2 separate regions of the Homo sapiens genome follow, and region 2 is linked to region 1. Evidence: chromatin contacts called from ENCODE Hi-C data. All regions are on one chromosome and are shown on one strand. Each heading gives the region's core, a stretch centred on a gene start or an enhancer-like site at or near the end of the contact. The rest is flanking DNA. Distances are from core to core; before and after follow the strand shown.

What was found. A loop is a pair of places that touch in the nucleus more often than their neighbours do. Pooled maps may share reads with other maps.
Region 2: a loop to region 1 is called in a pooled map, with 2.7 times the contacts of the local background. The contact joins the enhancer-like site here to the promoter of AMN1 in region 1. A Hi-C loop is called at or near these places in 5 of 50 pooled maps.

Annotation. Positions count from the first base shown.
Region 1 is chr12:31,727,493-31,730,464 of GRCh38, forward strand. It overlaps AMN1 (antagonist of mitotic exit network 1 homolog), which reads right to left and starts at 1,529. Exons shown (of 7, transcript NM_001113402.2): 1 at 1,479-1,529. The coding sequence starts at 1,516. It overlaps AMN1-AS1 (AMN1 antisense RNA 1), which reads left to right and starts at 1,773. Exons shown (of 1, transcript NR_198987.1): 1 at 1,773-2,972. LOC105369722 (a long non-coding RNA gene) reads left to right here. Exons shown (of 3, transcript XR_931497.3): 3 at 1,165-1,398. RefSeq lists a silencer at 1,318-1,397 and enhancers at 1,448-1,797, 1,810-2,442, 1,838-2,037.
Region 2 is chr12:32,585,114-32,588,085 of GRCh38, forward strand. The region is part of intron 4 of FGD4 (FYVE, RhoGEF and PH domain containing 4); the gene reads left to right. Among named protein-coding and RNA genes, the nearest start is that of DNM1L, 93 kb to the right of the region's middle. Within about 2 kb of position 1,443, at least 3 of the 41 ENCODE cell types and tissues checked have a DNase peak (open chromatin) inside an H3K27ac peak, as active enhancers do.

The sequences.
Region 1 (2,972 bases), core at 279-2,778:
TCACATTGGAGCGCTACTTTCTGGTCTTCTCTCATATTTCTACCTTTCCTGCCTGTCAAACCTTTACTCTTTTTATTTCACTCTCTACGATACATTTCCTCCCATTTGCAACCGTCAGATACTACCAATGTTCAAAAATAACCCCCTTGACAAAGCTTTCTCCTATTCTTTTCCTTATTAGAAATTTCAAAAGTTTGTTACTCTCCCGCTTGTGATATTATTCTACATATATTATAGTTATTTATTTTATTTTTTTGAGACAGTCTCGCTCTGTCGCCTAGCAGCCTAGGCGTGCAGTGGCGCGATCTCAGCTCACTGCAACCTCTGCCTCCTGGGTTGAGGCGATTCTCCTGCCTCAGCCTCCAGAGTAGCTGGGACTACCGGCGCCACTACTACTCCTGGCTAATTTTTGTATTTTTAGTACATGCCGCGGTTTTGCCGTGCTGGCTAGGCTGGTCTCCAACTCTCCTGATCTCAAGTGCCTCGGCCTCCCAAAGTGCTGGGATTACAGGCGTGAACCACCGTGCCCAGATAATTTTTGTATCTTTAGTAGAGGCGGGGTTTCGCCACGTTGCCCAGGCTGGTCTCGAACTCCTGAGCTCAAGCAGTTCTCCCACCTCGGCCTCCCAAGTTTAATGTAAAATATCAGATGCCATTGTTTCAGAAAGCCTTCAGTAGATTAAGGAGATTGTTCTCCTTATCCTTAAGATGTCTATTTTTTACATGGCAATATTAACGGACTGAAAGCTCCTGGAGAGACGCAATTGCCCTTGTAACTTCCATTTCCGTACAATTTCTGGTAGGAAATAATAATAACAATAACACTTAGTGGTGTTTATTATTTGCTGGGCATCCTTATAAGGGTTTTACATGTTTTAAATTTATCCCTCAGGACAACTCCATGTGATGGGTGCTATTATCACAAAAATTTTATAGATAAAGAACCTAGGCACAGGGAGAGGTTACGTTACCGGTCCATGGTCACGTGGCTGGTGAATGGCAGAGCCGGGGGCTGAACCCAGCAATCTCAGCCAGGGATCCGTGGTCTTAACCACTTTGTTACCTTTATCCCAGGGTCTGTCAATGTTTATTCCAGTTACAGGGGTGGAATTCTGCTAGAAGCTTTTGAGAACCTCATCTAGCGTTGTGTTTTTTTCTACCAAGGCTTTTAGCTGCTAAGAGAGAGGCCACTGCCAGTAACAGCCGGGGCGCCGAGCTGTCAAGGCTGACGGAGGAATGGACGCTCATCGCGCAGCGGAGTGTTGGAGGGGCAAGCCCGCCAAGAGACCCACTTTGCACAACTGTCCTCAGCCAGGAAACGACAGATCAGGAACCCAGGGACAGAAACACACGCGGGGCCTCTTCAGAGGTCGGCGGGGGGGGTGGGAAAGGGGCGGGGAGGAAGAGCAGCGCAGGGCCTGGCCGTTTGGAGGAGGTGCTGGGGCGGCGCGAAGGGAGGCGGGACAGGGTAGACTCACAGATCCAGGAGCTGACTGACCCGCCGTGGGCGAGGCATCGCTGCAGCGTCTGAAGCCTCTTCCGCGGTCCCAGGGCCTCCAGAACCCAGCCAGGGACCGTCCGCCAACTCCCGCCCACCGCGCGACGCGTAGGTTTTTGTGACGTCACACGGATTTTTCCGGTGACCGGGGCGTGGCCACGCTTCGGACTCCACAAGGAAAGAAGAGAGCCCCCTTTGGGGCGGAGCCACTGAGGGCTGCGCGGAAGAGGCTGGGTGTGATAAACTATAAAGAGGCCCTAAACTCGGATGCAACGTGACGGGAGTTGTAGTTCTTTCACCTGGCGGGCGTCTGCTCCGGTTCAGCTGCAGGAGGTTTCTTGGGAGTTCAGCCCAGCGCGCAGCCCCGCCGCGACGCCGCGAGCCGAGAACTCTCCTGGGGCGAAGGGAGCGCTGAGAAGTCGCTACTCTTACTAAAAGGATGCGTTGGATGCTGGGCCATACCCTTGGCGATGCACACTGGAGACCCGCTCGGATACGGACTCCATTAACATCAAACGGAGCGTGTTAGAGGATCCGAGTTTACTGAGCACTTTCTAGGAAGCGTGCACTGAGCTACGTGCTTTCTAGGCCTTAGTTCAATACTTAACCATATTCATTATAATCCGGTGAAATCGTAATTATTTAGCCTTATTTTACAGATGAGGACACTGCGTACCAACAAGTAACCTCACTAAGAATTTCGTCATGGAGGAGAAGGGAACCTGTATTCAAATTAGGAAGGATCCTGAAGAAAGGGCACCTTTAGGTGGAATTTTATCTTTGGTTCTGCTGCAGAGTACTTGCTGCTTTTTAGTGCTCCCTCCACCCCCCTCATTCTTCCTTGTAGATTAGTCTGTTGTTTGTATGCTGAGTTCCTTTTTTAAGCTCCTTGAAAGTTGGAACCCACTGCTGTTGCCTGTTCAGGATGCTACACATTGAATCAACATGGATTTATTAAGCGCTGAACGAGGGCTAGGGATCGTGCTGGGTGCTGAGGATTGAGTGGCGAACACTTGGGTCAGACAAGTAAAAGGGCAATTAGAATAACTGTTAAATGCTTAGATGGGGTTAGTTCTATGGAAGCACCCATGGGGGTGGGATACAGATCAGAGAGAAAAGGGTGGTCTGCAAATAGTTTGGGATGGCTACACTGGAGAGTGATCAAGAGTGAGTGTAGGGCAGGGGTTGGCCGACTTTTTCCATAAAGTGCTCTGAAAGTTGCAGATTCCAGGAGAAGTAACTATTGTCAGACCCAGACAAATTGGAGCCTAGAGACCAGAAAGGAAGGAAACTCATGCTTGTATGTCTGAGATAAGAACTGTCTCAAGGCCAGACGCGGTGGCTCACACCTGTAATCCTAGTACTTTGGGAGGCCGAGGCGGGCGGATCACGAGGTCAGGAGTTTGAGACCAGCCTGGCCAACGTGGTGAAATTCCCGTCTCTACTAAAAATACAAAAAAAAAAAAAAAAAACT
Region 2 (2,972 bases), core at 193-2,692, 860 kb after region 1:
CTGAGGTGGGAAGATCGCTTGAGCCTGGGAGGCAGAGGTTGCAGTGAGCTGAGATCCCACCACAGCGCTCCAGGCTAGGTGACAGAGTGAGACCCTGTCTCAAAAATTTTATATATATATATATATATATATATATATATATATGTATATCTTAAAGGCAACTTTTCTTTATTCACTTAGAACTGAACGGTGAACTCAGAAAATTCTTTTTTGTGGCTACTCAGTTTACTAGGTTCATAATATAAGAAAGAAAAATGTGAAAAAAATTGAACTGTTCAATTAAAAAATTCAGTGTGCCAGTCTCACTCTCCTGGGCACCAGCAACATAGAAATGGACTAGACAAGCCCTATCAACAAAGCCTCAGTCTGCTGAGGGGTGAGAGACATACACAAATTGACATAATATGATACAGTAAGTGCTTTGGAAATACAGATGACTGGGCCAGGTGCAGTGGCTCACACTTGCTATCCCAGCACTTTGGGAGGCTACGGCAGAGGATCTCTCGAGTCCAGGAGTTTGAGACCAACCTGGGCAACGGGCAAAACCCCATCTCTACAAAAAATTTAAAAGTTCGCTGGGTGCGGTGGCACTTGCCTGTAGTCCCAGCTACTCGGGAGGCTTAGGTGGGAGGATTGCTTGAACCCAGAAGGTCGAGGCAGCAGTGAGCTATGATCCTGCTACTTCACTCTCACCTGGGCCACAGAGCTGAGACCTTGTCTCAAAAAAAAAAAAAAAAAAAAAAAAAAGGGAAATGCAGATGAAGGAGCAGTTGTGCCCCAGGAGTACTAGTTGAGGGCCAGGCTGCTGAGAAGCAGTTGAAGTAGCCTTGAAGCAAGGATGGGAGATTGCTGGGTGAGATCAAAGATACGCTGGGATGGGGGTGAGTGAAAGTGTGAGCAATGAGTAGAGGCAAGATTGTAGATGCTGCATTTGGAGGAATATTTCTGACTGCATAATCAGAGGTCAGAATGGCTAGAGAAATTAATACAGAGGTACAAGGCTAGATTTAGAAGAGTAAGCTAAGAACAGACTGCAATGGGCTTTTGAATGCCTGTTAAGAATATACATATTTTTTTCCTGAAAACATTAGAGACTTTTAAAAGTTTGGAAGTTTAAAAAGTTTAAAAATCTTAAAAGGTTTTTAAAACCTTTTAAGTTGCTAAAAGTTTACAATTTTCATTGAAAAAGAAGAAAATTGGCAAAGCACAGAAAATACACACAAAAACCACACCCATAATTCTACCAGTGAGAATTGCTTAGATATTTGATATTCTAGCTTGTTTTTCTGAGCTGTTTGAAAAAACATACTTGATCGCATAATGTATGGTCACTCTGTATCCTGTTTTGTTGGGTTATACATAGGTATTTCCCCCATATGAATTCAAACTTTCCATAAGCCTAATATTATCTGGCCTCAGAAACAATTAAAGCATGGAAGTGACATGATGACACATGTGTGGGTTTTTGAAAAATGAGTCAGATGAAAGGGAAAACAGATGGAGCAGGGCACGTGGTTAGGAAGCAACTGTACTAGTCCAGGTGTGAGATGAAGGGGGCCTGGATGAAGCAGAGGGTGAGAGACAAGGAAGATTCTGAGGACCTTGTGGCTAGATGTGGGGGTTAAGTCAGGTTCAACTCCTAGGCTGGATGAATTGGCAGATGGCACATGAACTACAAGAGAATGGAAGGCAGAACCTATTTTGTGGGCAAAAAATAAATTACATTTTGCAATACTGAATTGAGGGGCTTCTTGGAAGTCCAGGTGTAGATGTCTTACAAAAATAGAATATTCTGGGCTGGGTGCAGTGGCTCACCCCTGTAATCCCAGCACTTTGGGAGGCCAAGGTAGGGGGATCACCTGAGGTCAGGAGTTCGAGACCAGCCTGGCCAGTATGGTGAAACCCCATCTCTACTAAAAATACAAAAATTAGCTGGGCGCAGTAGCAAGCACCTGTAGTCCCAGCTACTAGCAGGCTGAGGCAGGCGAATTGCTTGAATTCTGGATGTGGAGGTTGCAGTGAGCCTAGGTCGCACCATTGCACTCCAGCCTGGATGACAGGGTGAGACTCTCTCAAAAAAAAAAAAAAAAAAAAAAAAATTCTGGAAGCATTACGATTTATTGGTTTAGGCATGAAGGCTTTGGAATGAAAATACCTGAGTTCAAATCCCAGCCCCGTCACTTACTAGCTAGGTGACCACTGACACATCACTTTTTTTGTAATTAAAAAATTTTAATGGCTATTGCTTATTTTTTATTCTGTATTTATTTATTTATTTATTTATTTTGAGACAGGGTCTCGGTCTGTTGCCCAGGCTGCCAGGCTGGAGTGCGGTGACGCTATCTCGGCTCACTACAACCTCCACGTCCTAGGTTCAAGCAATTCTCCTGCCTCAGCCTCCTGAGTACCTGGGACTACAGGCATGCACCATCACGCCTGGCTAATTTTTGTATTTTTTGTAGAGATAGGTTTTCACCATGTTGCCCAGGCTGGTCTTGAACTCCTGAGCTCAAGTGATCCACCCGCCTCAGCCTCCCAAAGTGCTGACAGGTGTGAGCCACTGTGCCTGGCCAGACACATCACTTTAACAAACTCTCCAGGCCATGGCTTCCTGACATGTTGAAATCATTGAGATGACAGGAAGGAAAGTAATGGTGTGGGTTTGAGAGAAGGAAGTAGAGTTGCTAATTAGGTTAGTTTTGTACTCTTATACTAAGTTTATGGTTCCTGCAAAACATCCATTTGGAGATATTAATTAAGCAAGTGGAACTGTGGATCCAGAGCCCAGGAAAGAGGGTAAGAATGTTAAGAGGATGGTGCATGAGGGTGTGATTAACATTGCCAAAGCAGAATGTGTAGGAACAGGAAATGGGCCAAGAGTTGAGCCATGAAGCACAAACAATAGAAAAGGATGTTTAATAAATTGTCCAAGAGGAGAAAGAAGAGAGAACAGTGTTTTGGAACCACAGGGA